2 separate regions of the Mus musculus genome follow, and region 1 is linked to region 2. Evidence: chromatin loops called from intact Hi-C (ENCODE). Cell type or tissue: gastrocnemius. All regions are shown on one strand. Links, peaks and the distances in the headings refer to the core of each region. The heading gives the core; the rest is flanking DNA.

Region 1 (10,043 bases), core at 671-8,670, 100 kb before region 2:
CCCTCCACCTTGCACGCCTGCGTTAGAGGACTTAAACACACAATCCAGGAATTCCTTACACTAATTTATACATTTTAATTGGTTGCATATATTAACATGTACTATAAGATTCTTTTCTAAGAAGCATTACATAATAAATGGATACTGTAAAAAGATCTGATTAGTTAAAAGTAACAAGCATTAACAGATACATACAAAACAGCCTGCTCAGAACGGAGCCTGGGCACCAGCCTTCCCACAGGACCTTCAAGGAGGGAGGGGTAAAAGACCACAAGACCGTTAAAAAAAAAATCAGATAATTAGACACAGATGAACTGTGAACAGTTCTCTCACTCTCCAGTGGACAAAAAGAGTAAGCTTTCCATGCCCACTGCACCCCAGAGCACCCAGGGTCTCTGCCATATGCCTGCCATACACAGGGCCCACGAGGCGGGCAGCTGCCCCAGGAGCCCTGACAGGCACAGGCTGGAGTTTGCTTGCTGTGTGTGTGTTGTGTGTATGTGTTTTTGTGTGCACGAGTGTGTTTTGTGTATGTGTGTGTGTTGGGTAACTGTTCGGTGGAGTTTCTTTTGGCAGCTGGATGTGAGAGCTCACGTTCTGGTCTGTTTGGAGGAGGAGGGACGCATATTGAAGGCCTACGTGTGTGTTCTTGGTCTGTGAAGGACTCTGTGCTCACTGCCCCTTCAACAACTGCAGCTTTCTGCGGAGGCCTTGGCCCGGTCATTCTTGTCCAGTTTGATGGGTTCAGGGAATTCATTGTACAGTTCCACTTCTGTTTCCTGGATAGGAGAGAGAGAGGGAGGGAGGTTGATGACTGGAGTCACAGGGACAGATCCTGACTGTGTACCCATATGAAAGGGTGGCAGAATTTGTGAGGAGTGTCAGCAGCAGCCACAGCCAGAAGTGTGCCAACTCAAGTTCTGACCACTGCGGACCACACACAGCTAAGGTTCTGGATTTCTGTCATTCTGTCATAGGGTTCACGTCACTGCCAGTTCTTAACTGTCGGCTAGGGCTCTGCTCAAGGCTCCATGGTCTCGGGATGCTCGCCTTGCTCCCACTCAATCTTCTGGGCTGCTGGCCGGGAGCTGGTTCTTCCCAGCCTTTGTTTCCACATAGCAGCTGAAGGGGCAGAGCTACCGTGATGCCGTCACCCCCACGTTGCATGGACTTGAGTCACTGGGGTCTTCGCCTGAGGAGTGACTGAGTGCCTACACACCAAGCGCTAGGGCCCAACCACAGCACTGTACCCAAGAAGGGGAAAAAGGTTCCTAACAGTGTTATTTTCATTTTATTCACACTAGCTAAAAAATATACAGTTAAGAGGTTTACTAGGGCCCAACACCCAAGTGTGCATGTAACACATTGGTTTCGGTGTGGGCCACCATCACGTCAGAATGCTCATCACCCCAAAAGGAAACCCTGTGCTGAGTGAGCTGCTTATTCCCCAGCAACCAGTCATGTTCTCTCCTTCCCTCCAAATGCAGGAGGAAGCCAGGGCTCCACACATGCTAGGCAAGTCCTCTGCCTGCCAATGGGCCACACTTCTCATTGTTAGTCCAGGGCCTTACTCTGTAGCCCAGCCTGGCCTTGGATTTGTTTTGACCTCTGTGTTACAGACTTGCTCCTGCCCCGAGCTCCTGTTGGCAGAGTGCTGTCTGGAGTACATGGACCAACTTACTGAGACAGTCACCAGTTTGTAAACATCTGCAATGTTCTGACTTTTTGGTTATTATAAACAGCAATAAATTTATATTCATGTCAACACTAATATACACATTTAACACAAAAAGCAAAGAATATGAGTGACAACCTTGGAGAGAATGGGTGTCAACCCCAAGTTTGTATGTTGAAGCCCCCACACACCCACCTACCCCCATGTATCTACTTGTACCTACAGTCTTCAGATTAGACAAGGTTATCTGTGGCATCAGCTCTCACAGGACTTCAATTTTCCTTTTCAGACAGGGTCTCATATGTATCCCAGGCTGGCCTTGAACTTGCTATGTAGTTGAACTCCTAAATCTTCCTGCCTCCACCTAGTGCTGGGAGTCTAAGACATGTATTACTATGCTAGATTTATGTGGTAGTAGAGATGGATTGGAGGATCTCACACATGCCAGGACAGCAATCTGTTACCAACTGACAACCCAGAGGGCATGTTAACACATCTGCTCTCTGAGCAATGCCGCCCTGTGTGGACATAGCAAGAAGACAAGACAGCCATGTACAGGCCAGGAGAGTCCCATACTGTACAACTGTGACAACAAAATAAAACCTTTTCTGTATAAGCTGTCTGATCTGTGGTATTTTTTTATGGCTAGACCAGTACAATTCCAACCAAAAACTCAACAAGCTGTCGGCCTGGGTGGGAGAGGGTTAGGGTAGCCACAGGTTGGCAGGATGTACCCTAGTTGTCGAAATAAGGGCTGGAGAGGTGGCTCAGTGGTTAAGAGCACTGACTGCTCTTCAAGAGGTCACGAGTTCAATTCCCAGCAACCATATGGTGGCTTACAACCATCTGTAATGGGGTCTGATACCCTCTTCTTGGTGTGTCTGAAGACAGCGACAGTGTATTCATAAAACTTAAGAGATGCTGAAATAAAGATGGTCCAGCTGTGATTCTCAACATGTGAATCATGACCACCTTAGGGGGTCACATATCAGACATTCACATTACAATGTATTAACTAGCAAAATTACAGTTATAAAGAGTTGGGGGGTCACTAGCACATGAGGAACCGTATTCATGGGTTGCAGCCTTTGCAAGGTTGAGAACTACTGAGACAAAGGAACCCAGCCATGGCCAGGGCAGTTTGTGCGTGCTGGAAGAGAAACATGAATGATTTAAACAAAGGACACACTTCAAGGGGACAATGGCTGCTTCCCAGCACTCACATTCACTGGAAGCAGGGAGAAGGATCCTTTAAAATGTATCTGACACAGAGATGACGTTTTATTGTTAGGTCTTTTATACCCCAGAATGGTTGCTGAGACTGGCCTTGAACTTGTGATCCTCCGGCCTCCACCTCTCAAATGCTGGGATGATAGCATGCTCTAGCACATCTCATGTCTTTTTCTGTGTAGTCTATGCTGTCCTGGAACTTGCTGTCCTCTCTATAAGTGCTGAAATTATAGGCAGATACCACCACACCCAGCTAAGATGGCCTTTTTTTTTCTATGACCAAAGGCTATCAAATAAAAGAACTGGGGGGTGGGGAGGTGTTGGAGGGTAGGTGAAGGTAATGTCTGTTCACCAAGAGTTCATATGATCACTCTGGGCACACTCCCGAGGACTCCTCAGAAAGGACCACATGTTGGTATATAAGGACCATAGATGACTCGGAAGTAAAAGGCCCCATTCTAAAGGTATCCTGGTAGGGAGAATTCAAAAGGACACCAGTAAAGAAAAGATGAAACACGAAGATGTCCAACAAACCTCTTGAGAACATGCTGGCCATTCACAGTAGTGAGCCTAGAATGAGAGGCTCAAAGGGACGCTGCTTTGAAGGTGGCAACTGAGCGTCAGCAGTTAAGAGTTGGCACCGACAGCCTGCTGGTTGGAGGACCCCAAGCCTACACTTTTTTTACTTAACCTCCCTCCCCCCAAACTGTAACAAACACCAGGACCTTACATATGCTAGGCAAACAACTCTGTATTGATATATATATCTATCTCCAGCCCTACTATGTTGCCCAAGCTGTCCTTGAACTTGCCATCCTGACTTGGCTTCTCCAATAGATGGAATTATAGGCTTCTATCCTGCCCTAGCTCACAGTGCTATTGTCTCACAGACGAGGGTAGCTGGGAGCTCTGGGTTCCTTGATGTTGTTTTCTTATCTCTTACTTGTGCATGTACATACCTACTCCCAGGAAAAGCAAGTTCCTGGTACTGAGTTGTTGGGTAATCACACCCTCTGAAGCTGGCGTTGGTTCTGTATGAGGCGCACAAGCTCAGACACGAATGTGTCAACAGCAGCTGGGACATGATTCAAGTTTATCTCATTAAAAAGATCAGGGATCTGATGAGAGACCCCTAAGTGGCCTGATTGGCTAAAATGCACATGAAAACCAACCAACCCAGGGACAAGTTCACACGTCCTTCACAAGGATGTCCCTGTTCTGTTCCTGAGGTTTTGCTGTGTCTGGACCTCACTGCTCAAGGACCAGGCTGCCCTGAAATGCTCTGTATCTTAAGTAAGTGTGCTATACCAAGCCATACCCCAGCTCTGCCCCACGTCTTTCAGATGACTAATAAAGCCGTAGACCTCACAGGAGCTGACGCAGAATCTGTCATGACCTAGCCACCCAGAGAAGCACGTTAGTTTTTCCCAGATGCAGGTAGGGGAGAGGCATCTAGGAGAGAACGTGAGACCTCACCAGAGGGCATCATGCAGCTTGAGGGCCCTGAGACCCACCTGTTTAAGGGCATTCCGAGCAATTGTCTGGAAGGCCTGCTCCACATTGATGGCCTCCTTGGCACTGGTCTCGAAGTAAGGAATGTTGTTTTTGCTGTAGCACCAAGCCTGTGCCCTCTTTGTGGCCACCTATGGGAGGGAGAAGGACACTAGTGACATGAACAGCAGAAAATGACTCAGTCCTCCTATCAGGAAAATTACACGCTGGTGAGAATACATCTGGGAAGGAGGAAGAATGTGGCCTATAGACCTGCAGGTCGGCTCACTCTGCTGCCCACACGAGGGACCCAAACTGCAGCTACCTCTGTCCATAGCCAGACCACGTGGCCCTTAGCCAAAGGAGAGAGATCCTGGGGTCCCCAGCTCATCTCTGATATGAACCCTGTTCTTCTCATCTAGAAGCGGCAGGCGACACACTTTGCAGTGTTCACCCCTTAGACCTTTCCTGCCCCAGCCCCAGCCAAGGAACAACAGACAAAATCTGGAAAAGGAAAGAGATGTCAGAAATAAGCTGAGCTATAATTAACAAAGCTATGCTTCAACACAAGTGCCGTGCAGAGTTAAGGCAGAGCAACCTGACTCAAGCCCACAGCCTCCTTCTACCCCAAAATGAGAAAAGCAGTTCCTTCCTTTAAGTTACAGAAGGGTAACCAAGGCTCTGAGAACAAAGGCTGCCCCACACCACTGGGGTCCGCGGGACGACAAGCACGCCCACCTGCACCTTCTTTCCCACGTAATTCTGAGCCTGGTAGAGAGCGCTCTGAACTCTCAGGTCCCAGAGGAGCGGGGCCTATCTCTGACGTAACTGCAGTCGGCGCTTACTTGTCTGTTTTCCAGGTCAATCTTGTTTCCCAACACAACAAAAGGGAAGTTCTCGGGATCCCGGGGGCTGGCCTGGATGAGAAACTCGTCTCTCCAGCTGTCGAGGGTTTTGAAAGTGTTGGGGGCAGTCACATCAAACACCAGAACACAGCAATCTGCACCTCTGTAGAAGGCCACACCAAGAGACTGGAACCGTTCTTGACCGGCTGTGTCCCAGATCTGCAAGACACAAACACAAAACACCTGGTCCTTAGGAGATGCTTGTAGGAGTGACATGGCTCCTTTCTTCTCCCAGGTATGTACCTAGAACACGAAGCTACAGCTTCAAGACTAATGGATTCTGGGGGGAATTTTCTGATGTATGTAGCCTAGGCAGGTCTTAAACTTGTAATCCTTCTGCCCCAGCTTCCTGGGTGTTGGGATTATAGGCTAAAGTTAATATTTATCTATAGATTTTTAACAATGTCATTTCTTTAATCAAAAAGTGGTCATTGTTTATAACTTAAAACCGAAATTGACCAAAAATCCTGATAAAAATATCTGGAGTTGAAGCAAGCAGTAAGTCCCAGTGGCTAAGCACAGACACTGTCCTACTGCGCCATGTTTAACTTGGGGACAGATGGTACATGGGATCCAAAGACATAGAACAGACATAAAATGAAGGAAAACTGTGTCGTCGTCCCAGCAAGTTTTGAAAATTACCTCCCCTTTAAACTTACAAAAGGATAATTCATATTTGTTAATTAACAAGAACAAAAATACAGCCCTATGTCTAACGGTCCTTTTAAACTTTCTAGAGTTTTCTGGAAGTTGGTGGTGGGAATGGAATCCAGGGCATTGTAAGCTCTGAGCAAGCTCTACTGCTCATCTACAGAGCCCCAAAGGAAATAGTTTCTTCTTTATTTCCAAAATTATATCCATCTATATTTTTTAAAGAATTATTTATTTAATGTATATGAGTACACTGTAGCTGTCTTCAGACACATCATAACAGGGCACTCCCCAATACAGATGGCTGTGAGCCACCATGTGGTTGCTGGGAATTAAACTCAGGACCTCTGAAAGAGCAGTCAATGCTCTTAACTGCTGAGCCATCTCTCCAGCATATTCATATATTCTATATCCATATATTTATTTATCCATTACTGATAATTTGGGCAGATGCTACAGATGGACCTAACATGCATGATAAGCTGATAAGTTATAATATTGCCACTGTGCTTATTTCATTATTTTTTAAAGAGTAAACCTATAGCCAGAGAGATGGCTCAGCAGTTAAGACCACCACTGCTCTTCTAAGTACGCGGGTTTGGTTCCCAGCATCCACATAGCAGCTCATAATCTCAAATTCCAGGAGCTCAGATGCCTTCTGCTGCCTGGGCACCCCAGGCAGGAATGTGGTGCAGAGAGATACACACACATACACATACATATAAGCACATGAAACACCACCTCAGTGACATGTGTTCTGAACTCTCCAGAAGTAAATGGTGCCTGAAGAAAACTTCTTACACCAATAGTGCTCTGCTATAAGTCTCTTGCAACTCACCTTTGTTCATATCCAAACTTGCTGTATCTCACTGCCTTATGTTGTACTTTATTTCCTGGCCATTCATCCTACATGCAGGACTGCAATAATTATTCTTACACTTCTCTCCTCATGCCAAAAGTTAAGATGAGGTTTAAACCATTAGAAACAGAAACTGGGACTGGAGCAGTGGGACTGGGAAGAGCTGGTCCAGAGCAAGAGTAGGGTTAAGGCATGTCCAACCCCAGAAATCTCGTCCTGAGATGGGCAGGAATAGGACTCCCCCTTCCTACCCCCGGTTAAAGGAGCTATCCTGCTGAAGCCTGCCTGCTTAGAGTCTGCTCTTGCCATGCTCACTCATCTCCTGAGGTCTCCATCAGCCTCCAGACATTCTCGACTCCATTTCTCTTAGGCCACAGGTTGTGATTGCCATTATCATATTGTTATGGATGCGGGATCGGGGAGTGGAAACATAAGCTATGCTGGGAGACATGGCCACATTGCAGGAGAGCACAGTGCCTGCCTGCCTACCTCCACCTCCACATGACTCCAATTCCCTGAAACCTGGCTTCTGGCTATTAAGGTTTGTCTGTGACCTGCCATTTTTTGTTCTCTATTTTCTGACCACCAGCTTCCTGTGAGCACACACCCTTGTTCAGGGACTACTGAATGGAGAGTGATGCCATTTGGGGTAGGTTAAGTATTCTCAGACTAGCTTCACCTGTAGGACTTGTTCTCACTCCTCTACTTTCCATGTGCACGTTTTTACTTTGTGCATTTTTTACCTCGGGTCCTGAACCTTCTGGCTGCTCCACTTGAAGGTCTTGGTCCAGTCAAGTACAACCTGTGTCCCTTAGAGTTCCCAGCAAGGCCCCTGTCGCCCGTGTCCTGTCCTATCCTGTGGGCCTTCTGTGTATCTACGCTACTCCACGGCTTCACTATGATGGCTTACAAAGCCTGGAGTGTCCATGCACACCTACCCAGCTGTGCCCAGCACTGCACACTGACTTGTAGCTTTTCCTCAACAGTATCAGAAACGTGAATGGTAAAACAGCCATCACTACTCCACTGGACCTGACAATGTGCAACGCCAATCCTGGTCTCCTTAGTGTAGGAGCCAAATTCTTTTATATACAGCTCAATGGAAATCACTCGCTGGGCATGTGTAAAGACATGGGAAAAACGAGTGGGTGTGGCCTCACCCAGCTTTCTTTTCTGTTTCTTTTTTGCACATCCTCTCTGCTATGTCCAATCTACTAATAAGTGAAATTTCCCAAGTTCTAGAAACTTAATTCTTTTCTCCCCAAATCTATATTGCCTATTTGTTCTCTGCAGATGTAAGGGTTTTTTTTGTTTTGGTTTTTTTGTTTGTTTGTTTTAAATTAAAACCAATGTACAGAGCTGGAGTCAGAGGTCTGTGGTAGAACACCTAGTCTTGTAGGAGGCTCTAGGCTAAGGCCCTAACACTGCCCATCCCCTAAAGAGGGGAGGAGTTCTAATATGTTAACTGGGTCTGACAATTCCTGCTGGTATTCCTAGCACTTGGGAAGACACAGGTAAAACAATTGCAAGAGTTTGAGAGTAGCCTGGGCTATATAGAGTAAACCCTCACCTGTAAAAATAAATCAATTGTCATGGATGAGCCTAAACTAGCAGTGAAAGCGACCTGGCTCCTTTGTAAGTACAAAAAGCACTCTCAAAGACCAAGAAGGTCACCACTGGGTTCTTCTGTGTGATGTATTCCTTTTCTTATCTTTTACTACAACCTGCAAAAACTCTTGACTCTGCGGGCTCACTCCAGACTCTGCACCATCATTCAGAAGTGGCTACCTCATCCTGCTCTCTCCTGGACTCTTCTGTGCTTGGGTCTCCAGTGTGGCTCATTTGACGCTATCTGTGGGATACACTGCAGCAGTGAGTGTGGCTCTCAATCCTGGGCTGGGCGCAGATGGTGCAGGTCTGTGCAACTCCTGTGTTTTATCAGCACCTGTTTTCCTACTGCTGGAAAGAACACCAGCCTCACTGCCCTTCCTTCAAGTCACACATTCTTTCTGGGGGCTCTTGGGCCTAGCATTTGGCTTCCTACAGTCTTGAGTTCCTTTTTGTTTAATTTGTTTTGTTGTTTTTCCAAAACACTGTCTTACTATGTAGCTCTGAATATATTTTCCTGTGTAGACCAGCCTGGCCTCATAGAGGTCCACAGAACTGGTAAAGGTCTACCTGCCTCTGCCTCCCAAATGCTGGGGTTATTGGCATGCGCCACTACACCTAGCCAGGCCTTCCGAACCCCTGCCCAAACCCTGCAGCTTACCCACACTTCTAGAGTTTAACGGTGCCTTTCACTTATTTTGGTGTTTTTGCATTCCCCAGTTTTTTTAAGTTCTAAATTTTCCATATCCTCATTTTTTATAGCACTTTTTCCATTTTGGTTTCTATTCCTGTTTTAAGAAACGGTAGTCACTATGAAGATGACCTGGGACATGATTTCCTCAAATGGCCAGGAACATATATCCTCTCACTCCAATTGTAAGTGTCCTACAGAGAAATCTTACTTTTGTCATTAAGGGCATGTGTTTCTGTTAAATTCTTTAAGATAGAGGTCCCTATTCTTTGAAGAGTATAAACTTACATTCTACACACATCAAGTTGAATCTAGGTGCACAAACCTTTAATTTTAGCTCCTGGGGAGGCTGAAACAAGAGATTTGCAAGTTCAAGTTCGTATCAAAATGACACCTTGTCTCAAGACACTCATTTGAAAAGGTCTGGGGACAAAGCCCAACAGCAGAGCACTTAAGAGACTGTAGGTTCAATTCCAAGTTCTCCGTTCCCTAAACACACCACAGGAACCACCACACATGTGGACAGGGAGACAATGGGGCAATCTCAAACCTCTGAGTCCCAGAAGTCTTGCCACATATTTGGCCTGTCTCCCTGTCCTGCTTTTACATTCTTTGTGGGGACTGGACATGTGGTGTACAGTGTGTGTCTGCTGGGGATGGAGTGGCGAGAAGAGGGTGTCTCTCAGTTCTGACTCCACACGTGAGTAGAAGCTTACATCTCTACTCCTTCCAAAGTTAAAACTTAAAAATCATCCCATCCCAACCCTCTGAGCCTATCACAATTTCACTTCCCTCTTTGTTCCAGAAATGTCCTTTCCCCAAATTTGGTGTCTTAACTTTCACTCAGGTATTTTGAGTATCTTCCAATGTATGTGCATATGTGCTAGGCAAGGCCGACTCACATTACCCCCATCCTAAACTGTGAGCCAATTC
Region 2 (9,758 bases), core at 1-8,000:
GCACTTGGGACAGCAGAAGTGGTCTGGTCCTAACAGATGTCTGGCCCCAGTAAAGAGAAGACACTTAGGGAGCCCGCTGTGCCCAGGCGCGATGCTGGGGTTCCGTGGCTTTATCTTGCTTGTCATTTGAAAAGAATGTGCCATGTAAATGATGAGGCCACTGTTTTGACCTGGGCAGTTTTCCTACTTGCCAGCTCTCTTCCATAGGCGCTACTTTTGCTGAGTTTTTGAATCTTCTTGTGTCACTTTGGATATGTAGGCCTGGGGGGAGGGGGGCAGTGGGGCTGTTGAGTGGGGTGAGGGGACGGCTCCCAAACCCTGTCCTGTTCTTGTCTCTGCCAGGTGAGTGAGATGCAGAAGCTGGACGCCCAGGTCAAGGAGCTGGTCCTGAAGTCGGCGGTAGAAGCAGAGAGGCTGGTGGCTGGCAAGCTCAAGAAGGATACGTACCTGGAAAACGAGAAGCTCAGCTCAGGAAAACGCCAGGAGCTGGTCACCAAGATCGACCACATCCTGGATGCTCTGTAGCTCCTGGCTCCAGAGCAGGCCCAGGTGCCTAGACTTCCAGTGGCATTGGATAGGTAGAAAGAGGAGGTTGTGGTTAGCCCAAGGCCTCAAGACACCACTGAGGCCTGTCCGTGGCAGTGGCCTATCCGTGGCACTGCGGGAAGCTTGTCCCTTATTTCTGAATGGTTCCCTTTTTTTTAAAAAAGCAAAAACCTAGACAAAAAATTCTGTTTAAAAGACAAACTTGGCTGTGTTTTGAGCACAGGCGTTTCAGCAGTTGATGGGTGGTTTCTGTTTTGACAGCTGGGGATTTTTCTGTCTTCAAGTCCTGTTTTATGGTCTTCTGATTTCTAATGTTTGGGTCTTTTGTGAGCGTATGCATGGTTTTTTAAAAGTGTGTATGACCAAATGAAAATAAAGGAGGGACTGTGAACATTTGCTTTTGCTGTACTGAAAAATCTCTCATGTAATTCTGAAGTTTGGGGATATTGCTTTTATCAAGATGGGTTTTCTTGTTGTGTGTGCAAGGCAAGTGTCAGAACACTGATACAAGTCTCGAGAGGCCCAGTAAGGTCCGGAGGCCACACAACAGGGGTGGAGTGAGCCTTTGTATTCCTTAAATCTGTGCCACACGTGCTGAGCATTAGAAACTGTGATGGGCGAGCAGTCATGGTTCATAATCTCCAATTGGCCACACTGTGAGGAAGTCATGGACTGGAGAACACTGGGCTAAGTCTGGGTGGGTGTGTGTTTGAGGGGAGGGGAGTCCAGAGCTGAGCCTTAAGAACCGTGCAGGCCAGTGTTCCAGGCAGTGGGCAGTGTGTGTGAAGGGCCCTGGTGCTTGAGGACCCACAGAGGGCCTGTACTAGAGTGGATATTACAGGTTATGACAGGGCTGCAGAGGTGCAAGTCCAGAACAAGATAGCTTCATAGGTCTCTAAGGCTCTGGCTTACTTTATATCAGGGCAGACTGAGCACTGGGCCAGGGCTGTTTTGGTTGAAAACACAGCCAGAGTTTGGTATGAGAAAGCCAGGAGCATATTGTAATCCAGGTCAAAGATGATACCCAGATGTGGGGGTTGGTGTTGGGTGGTTGAGAACGTGCTAGGAAGCATCTGCCTGTTTGCTCCTTCAAGTAACATACAGAGGTCAGGAAGCTGTCACCTGACTGAGTCAGGCTCTCGTGCACCTCCTGCACATCTTAGGTGACTGTTGTAACGTGACCTGGGCCAGCAGACAGATAGAAGCTCACCTTCTGGCTAACACTAATAGATGGCTACGGGCTGCCTGTCTGGCTTATGTACATCTTAGGTTGGTGGCGCTGTCTGATGTGTTTGTACCATCCACTGAGAACAGAGAACTATGGGCCAGTTTTGAGAAACGGGTGGACTGGTTTCTGATACCAATCATGAGACGCCTGAGAGCTCCAAATAGGATGTCCACAGACAGCCCAGAACCTGACAAGGAGATATGTGGTTGGGGATGTCATGTGGTTTATCCAGCACAAAGTTGGTTAGGGAAATGGGATGGAGATTGTGGTGGGTAGGTGTGCCCATGAAGAATGTAGAATTAGAAGACACCTAGGGCATTCGTGGCAGGATATGGTCTGCTACTTAGAAGGCTGAGGATCACTGAACAAAGAAATTTGAGATCAGAGCAATGTGGAGAGACTCTCTCTTTAAGAAAGCATTTATTGAATGGAAATCAATACTTTTTAATATCTGCAAGCCAACGCTGAGCTCACTTTATTCAAGAATGAATAAACGAGATGAATATACAAAAATGTATGCTTGTTAGAAGAAATATGTCCATCATATGGTACTGAGCAGAAGTCACTGAAACAAAATCAAGACAGAGACTCTCAACAGCAACAGATTCCCAAGGCTGTGTTAGGCCTCATGAGAATTAGTTGCCACTAGAGTAGGCAAATAACTTAGCAGGGAGAGAAGAGACCAGGACTAGTGTTGGGAAGGCAAGAGAAATGTGCTAAAAGACAGGCAAGAGCTATCATGGAACACTGCAAACTGCGCAGGGGTCAAAGCAGGAGACCAGCAATACCTGGGATTTAGGAGTGGGCCAGGCCAGTCATCTGCTGTTGAGTTGGGTACAGAGATCTGCTATGAAATTTGGAGGACTGGGTGTGGTGGCTGTCGCAGGACTGCTACTCTCAGCGCCTGGGAGGTGGGGGATGATGGTGCATAAGGCCTTCAAGGTAAGTCTTAGCTACTTAATGAGATCCAGTCTCAGGGACAACAAAAAGGGGGTGGGGAGGGTGTGTGTGTGGTAAGATCAGGAGACCTATGGGTAGTGAAATCAAGTCTTGCCTCCCTGGCCTTACATAAGACTTTCTTTAAGATGGAGCTTGGTTGACAGTGGGTTAAGGGACTGCCCAAACAGCTACGTGCTCTAGAGTGGGTCTTACGAAGGGCTGAGGCTCCAGCTAATGTTCACAAGGTGATGCTCGCTTCGTGAACTGCCTGTGGTGCGGGTGCCCAGCTCAGCGCCCGGCCCCATAGAAGCCCAGGCCTCTTTTTTTCTGTTTGCTGGAGTATTCAGAAAGAAACATCCACGCCAAATCTCTTTTTGCGCGTGCTCCAGTCGTCCCCTGGTGGCCTAAAGAGGGAACGGGCCGTGGTAGCACACTGGCGCCACCTCAAAAGCCAAGGAGAGGCAGGCACCAATAATGAGATGCGCAAGCGCAGTTGGTGGCTGGCTTCGGACGCCGCCGCGCATGCGTGCGCCCCTCCTGGTTTAAAGGCCTGGTTCTTTCCCTGCCTTCCCTAAAGAAGGTGGATCCACTATATGTCCCGGTTCCAGTATTACCGCGCCTGAGATTCACGAAGTCCTGCTTCAGGAAGTCGAAGGCAAAGGACATGGTTTTGCTGGTGGCCTAGCGGTGGCGCTCTGGCATCCCTGGGCTGGAACAGTGCATCATGTTTTCTACTGTCTCCTTGTCTCCATTCTTGCTGCTCTGGTACCCAGAACCTCAGGCCATTACAGCCCCGTGCTAGCCTGCACTTTAGTTCCTCCAGTAGCAAGAAAAGCCTTGATGCCTCTCTTGGAAGTCCCTGAGGAGCGGAGGAGACCTGGTCTCACATCTCACCAGGTTTTGAACCCTTGAGTGATGCACAGCCTCACTTTGGATCCAGACATGGCAGATGGCTCTAAAACCAGCCCACTGCCTTAGCCCATGTGTCCCAAGGCCACATGGCAGGTGGGCCCATCCCTGGTCAGCCCTGTCTTGGCTCAGAGCACAGTACAGGCCAGGGAAGGTCTGCGGGTTCTGAGCTGCCTCCATTTGTCTTGGAGGCTGACATGGAGAAAACCCCAAAGGCCCAGTAGCCCTCACAGTTTCACCACAAGTATCCTGACCGGGTGTCTGGTGCCGAGCTGATAGTGCAGGCCCCGGCCGCAGCCCTGCCGGAAACCGCGCTGCCAGCGGTTGGGGGCCGCAGGCTGGGACAGGAAGCGCCCAGTGCACCAGAGCCTTCTGCAGACCTGCACTGAGACCAAGCTGCCGCCATGTTGAAGATGGACTCCTGAGGCTGGGCAGAGGCTGTACAGTTCACCTACCTATCACCAGGCTGGGGAGGTGAGAGCATCAAGACAGCCTCTGGCCCCACCTGGTCCCTGCCTCCCCACAACACACACCCCTTCCCCTACAACCCCACCCCCATCCATGCCCTTGACTGTGTCCTCCTAGCCTCTTGCCTCAGTTTACACGTGACCTATGGCTGGTCTAGACCTAAACTAGGGAGCCTTAAAAGGTTAGTACTCAAATGGGAAAAGACAGTGCACAACTTGGAGAGAATTCTGAGGTTCCATTTTCATGTGGTGATGAAGCCAGGGAGAAGGCAAGGTTCCCCTTCTTTTGGCTTCCACTCTTAATGAAGAATCCAGGATTCCCTTAAAAATCAGTGTCTTAGTTGGCTTTAGCCACTATCATGAAAAGCTGCCTGGGTGGCTTATCAACAGGGCTTTACCATCCTACGTCTAGAGAATCCTGAAGGGAGGTGTGGGCATTTGGGTGCGGTGAGACTCCTCTTGGTTATTGGGTGGGCTTTTCACCAAGTCCCTCATGCTGGAGAAGGAAAGAGGAACCTCAGAGACCTTATCAGGTCACTCATCTCATTGATGAAGGTTGTTCTTCCATGAGCTAATCATTATCATCATCACACGCATGCACGCACGCACGCACACACACTCACTCACTCCATTAGGGATTAGGCTAACATGAATTTGGGAGCGTACACACATGACTATGGCAAGAACTGGAGTCTGTTGAAATGCTGATGGGAGGTGGGGGGAGGGAGTGATAGGGAGGGAGAGGTGTTAGAGCCAGGAGAGAAGGAGCCAATGAGAAGAGTCAAAAGAGCAGGGTGGGTGGGATTTTGAAAGGACACTGCCAACCAGCATCCTAGGCTAACCCAGCATCCCACCCCCACCCCCACTACAGCTTTGGCATTAGTCTCTGAAGTGGACTGTGGCTGCATTCTCCTGCTCTCCACTCTTTAGTAGTTGAAACAGAGGCAGAATGTTAGTTTTACTCCAAAAAAAAAAAAATCTTTGTTTTGTATCAGGCACTGTCTCAGGCACCAAGTAGGACACAGCCTCCCGTGACTTGGAGAGGAACCAGATACTACAGGGTGAATCATTTCAGGTTGTGACAGAGACTACTATGTCGGAAATGACAGGGTGGTGTGATGAGCAGAGTTTGTCCCTACCGCCTACTGTCCTTCTTCCTGCCCCCTCTCCCACACATCCATCCCAGCCTCTGGTGACTGCAGAACCTCCTGCCTTGCAATTGACTGACCCAGCATGTCCTCTTCCTCTTAGTTCCCAGCTTCCTCTTCAGAGCCCAACTCCTGCAACCAGCTCTTCTAGCCTCTGCTAAAGGTTCCGACTCTACCTGACAGCCCCTTGGGGCCATCTGCCCATCGGAGAATTGTGTTTGCTGTCCTTTCAGTCTTGCATTTTCATCAGGGGACAGGGATTGAATGACAGAAGGCCTGAAAGGGTTGGTGAGCCCCAGCACAGACCCCTGAAGCGCAGGGGGTCTGTCCTCCAAATCAGCAGGGGCAGCAGCCCGGAAACTCTACTGAGTGACACCATTAAGTGCTTTATCAGTTTGCATGCATCTGGTTCTGACAGCAAGTGGAGGTATCAGCCAAGATGCCAGTCCCCCAGACCTGGCCCACAAACTCTGTAGCCAGCACGTGCACAGCCTGGAGCAGACCTCTCTCTCTCTCTTTCACCCTCTCTGCCTACCTGCCTCCTTTCCTCTGCCAAGGATGGTTGCCCATCTTCAGACCAGACCCATTCACAATATACCCGGTCACGTCTTTCACAGTATCTATGTCCACTTGCAGTGATTCAAGCCTTACTGTACTGTGACGGATATCTGAGGGCTTTGGAGCACCGATGCCCAAGAGCGTTGGTTACAATGGGTGGTGACAGAGAGTCTGGGGCAGCCTGAGCGGAGGATAGCTGCAGCGGCTTGTTCTCTGTCCCAGGGCCTGTGTCTTCCCAGGGTTGGTGAGGCAGGTGAGACTGAGGGGTACGGTGGGTTTCCTTGCTGCCTTGTCAGGAATGGTGGGGTGCAGTTCTGTGCTTTGGGCTCTACCTGGAACATCTCACAATGTTCAGACAGACGTGTAAGAGCTTTTGACACAGGCGCCTAGGTACCTCTTTGTCTTCTGTGGGTATGTGAGGCATATAGCCAATGGCAGGCTCACAGCCATTCCAAAGTTTGGATGTACACAAGACACTACCTTCACCAAGGCACATTGTCATGTGCAGCGTATATATACATAGGTAAACATGCACGTCCACCGATAGATGGGCCTTTGTTGGGCACTTGTTTAGCTCTGGATGTTGTTCTTGGCCCTGGGAAGTGAGTACAGAGGGCCGGCATCCCCGTCCTCAGAGCCTTTGATTGCTATAGAAACTCCTGAACCAAGTCAGAACACACATGGAGCACACAAGGGCTAGGTGTGAGCACATTTTTTGTCAGGTTGAAGCTATAACTCCCTACATGGCAAGCAGGGGGGCTTGCTGGGTAGGACCTTGCACCAGCACTTAGGCCTGGATGGAGAAGGCGGGTCAGGGTAGGTGCATACAAATGAGGAACTGCAGCTAGGAAAGGCACAGTGTTCCTGCATAAGCTCCCACAGCCTTCCCAGGAGTCCAGACTTTTCACTTGCAGTTGATCCAGAAGCAGAGGGGGCAGTTCAGGAGGGCTCTGTGGGCTCCAATATTTGTCTAGAGAGGCCGGCGGAGAACACTATAGAGGGGCAGGATGCAGTAGAGCCTGGCCGAGGAGAGGGGAAGGGCTGGCTCCAGAGAAGTGGTCTGTGATCTATGTGTCCGGGCAAGCATATGTGAGTAGGCGCCCATGTGCCTGTGTTCCTTTTTCCTTGTGGATGGACTAGGGGGAGGAAGGCAGCCTGGGGCAGTAAGAAGAGGGTGACTGTGAAGCAAGTAGTTTCTTCCCTCATTTCCCCATCAGACAGAAGTCCAACCAATACTGGTATTGTGAGGGTGACAGGCATGTGACATCATCGAAGTAGACATTGCACTTAGACACAGTGGTGAGGATTTGTGTGTATTCATGGTGGGATTTTAGAATTGCTAAGGGTTTGGGAATGGCAGATGCCTGCTCCAGTGTGGCCACCTGTGACTCAGAGGACACTGTCCACTTGTGCACATAGAGGTCACAATCCACAGGGACCTGGCCTCAGTCCCTTGTCTTCTAACAATTTCCCCAAGGGAGGCAGCTTTCTAGAGCAAAGAGGTTTACTTGGCTCCCAACTCTGGTGTCTGGATAACCCATCAAAAGCAGTATGTAACCATCTTTCTGGTTGGTGGCCCCGGCAAAGACATAGTGTGGCAGAGAAACAGGTAAGGGAAGTGCAGGGTCACTGAGGTGGCTCTTTGGTAAAGGCATCCGTTGCCAAACCCGAGTTGGATCCCTGGGGCTCACACATGGAAGCAAAGAATGGATTCCCCCAAGCTGATCGCTTTGTGTGGACCATGGCCTATAAACAACAAATGTAATGGTAATAAAAATAACACAGGACATGCAGGGGTAGTGGTGGTCTCTCTTCATAAGAACCTGGAACCGAGTCTCCATATAACACTCGTTTCCTACCCCACTCTGCCTCAAAGGTTCCATCACCTCAATATTGAGCTGAAGCCACACTGTGAGCTTGTGAGGCGACATGAGGACCTCCGCCCCAATGGCTCAGCTGGGTCCTGCATGGAAGACCTGGGGTGTAAGTGAGTGGAGCCTTGGCCGGGTCCTTTGTTTTCCCTGTTCCTGTGCACTCTTCCCTCCCCTTGCTGTATCTTCCAACATCCACCGAGGCTCGGAATCCACCCACCCCTGTGTGAGTGCCTGCGGGTGATAAGTGTCTTCCCAGGGCGTCTTCGAGGTTTTCCTTGTCTTTATAACAGTTGGCTGGGTGGCTTACTACAGTGGCACTGATTTCCCAGGATTCTACATGGTGGAAGTTCAAGATTCCTGTGCCAGCACCTCATGTTCTGGGAGGACTCTTGCTACCCCCATCAGGGAGAGGGTGCTTGGCTGTGGGGTCTTGTCTCAGAGTCTTATAAACAGCTGTACCTGAGTAGGTTTTCAATATGAGAGTTCATTGACATTTATAGATTTTTGTATTTACATTCATTTCCCCTCGTGTATAAATAATTTTAAGTTGGTTTTAACCAGTGAAAACTCATGATTTTTCTGAAAGGAAAGGGAAGCGATGCCCTGTTTGGTATTGTATGTGTCAAATACTTGTATAAAGGAGCGAGCAAACCTTCTAAGCAGTGCAGTGTCTTTTAGCATTTGCAGTTTATATTCCTTTATGTGAGGAATTTTAGTCAAAAGTGCTTAAAATGTTAACAATTGTCCTTTGAAAGGATATCCAAAAGGTTTAGAAAGGTTTAAAACATCACACAGTCTATTTCTTAAGAATATTTATCAAGACATTAAATTTTTATTTTGTAAAAAGAAAAAAAAATGTAGCCTTTGTTACGTTGGAATACTCAGAGCAAATGCAGCAAATGCAGGCAGTTCATCATTCACCCGTGACGCGTGTGACCAGGTAAGAACACCTCTCTGGCTTCCCTCTTGTCCACCTCCCAGTCCCCGGCGGAGGGACCCCTTCCCTCTTTTTTTTTTTTTTTTTTTTTTTTTTTTGGTCTTTCGAGACAGGGTTTCTCTATATAGCCCTGGCTGTCCTGGAGCTCACTTTGTAGACCAGGCTGGCCTCGAACTCAGAAATCCGCCTGCCTCTGCCTCCCGAGTGCTGGGATCAAAGGCGTGCGCCACCACGCCCGGCCCCCTTCCCTCTTTTGCATCCTCCCTGACTCCTGGATTGAAGAGAATGAACGGGAGCTAGAAGTCATGCAGGGCTGTTCCTGGGGCGCAGGGCAGTGATTGTTCGTGGGTGACATAAATCTCTTTAAGGACACAGAGCTGCGTCTAGACTGTGTGCTCTCCACTGACCGGTCTCTCACCGTCATGGGTCACTTTCTTGGATTTTTGCTGCATTTGAGCTTTACACAGTTTTCCTCCCTCACCCCTCTCTCTGAGACAGTCTCATGTATCACAGGTGAGCCTTGTATTCAAGATGTCGTTGAAGATGACCTTGAACTGCTGATTCTCCTGCCTCCACCTCCCAAGTTTTGAGATTACAGGTGTGTAATGCCATGTCTGGTTTTCACTGTTTTCTCTCCATATTAGTCAATCAATCAATCAATCAGTGCTAGACAGGATCTCATTTTGCAGCCCTGGCTGGCCTGGAACTCTATTTGCTGTTTGTTTTTTGAGACAAGATTTCTCAGTGAATCCCTGGCTGTCCTGGAACTTGCTCTGTAGACTTGGTTGGCCTCAAACTCAAAGATCCTCTTGCCTCTGTCTCCCTAAAGGTAGATGTCACCACCTCCCAGCTTGGCCCGAAACTCTTACAGAGCAGGCCGGCCTCAAACAGAGATGGCCTCAAACCTTTGCCATCTTCCCTAACCCAACCCCTGTGGCATTAAGGGCACTCGCTAGCATGTCTGGCTGCCAAGCTTTCTTAAAGGTGGGTGTGGGGGCTATTTACAAAGGTTTGGAAAATAAACCCTCACTAGGAAGCAAATAGAAAGGTAGGGTTGGGTTAGGTGGGATGCTGCAGCTGTCTTCCGGGACCTGTAGCCTTGGCAAAGTCATCCAACCGCTAGGAACTTTGTTTCCATCTTTAAAATGCAAT

The links. Hi-C counts contacts between places; a loop is a spot of excess contacts. Peaks named below come from ENCODE experiments on the same cell type or tissue, not always from the same donor. Only the 100,000 strongest peaks of a DNase experiment are listed, where the experiment ranks them.
Region 1: a loop joins it to region 2, with 2.5 times the contacts of the local background. A loop is called at or near these places in 2 of 42 quality-filtered maps.

What each region holds. Positions count from the first base shown.
Region 1 is chr6:87,999,752-88,009,794 of GRCm38, forward strand. It overlaps Rab7 (RAB7, member RAS oncogene family), which reads right to left. Exons shown (of 6, transcript NM_009005.3): 4 at 5,242-5,460; 5 at 4,420-4,548; 6 at 1-779. The coding sequence ends at 684. Gm34872 (a long non-coding RNA gene) reads left to right here and starts at 5,257. Exons shown (of 2, transcript XR_003956332.1): 1 at 5,257-5,536; 2 at 8,571-10,043. In gastrocnemius, for the core only: no CTCF peak of the experiment used is centred there; no DNase peak of the experiment used is centred there.
Region 2 is chr6:88,103,023-88,112,780 of GRCm38, forward strand. It overlaps Rpn1 (ribophorin I), which reads left to right. Exons shown (of 10, transcript NM_133933.4): 10 at 343-2,282. The coding sequence ends at 525. It overlaps Mir6376 (microRNA 6376), which reads right to left and starts at 1,236; the gene lies at 1,106-1,236. In gastrocnemius, for the core only: a CTCF peak has its summit at 3,121; DNase peaks (open chromatin) are centred at 3,191, 3,694 and 3,924; H3K4me3 peaks cover 887 bases; H3K27ac peaks cover 1,274 bases.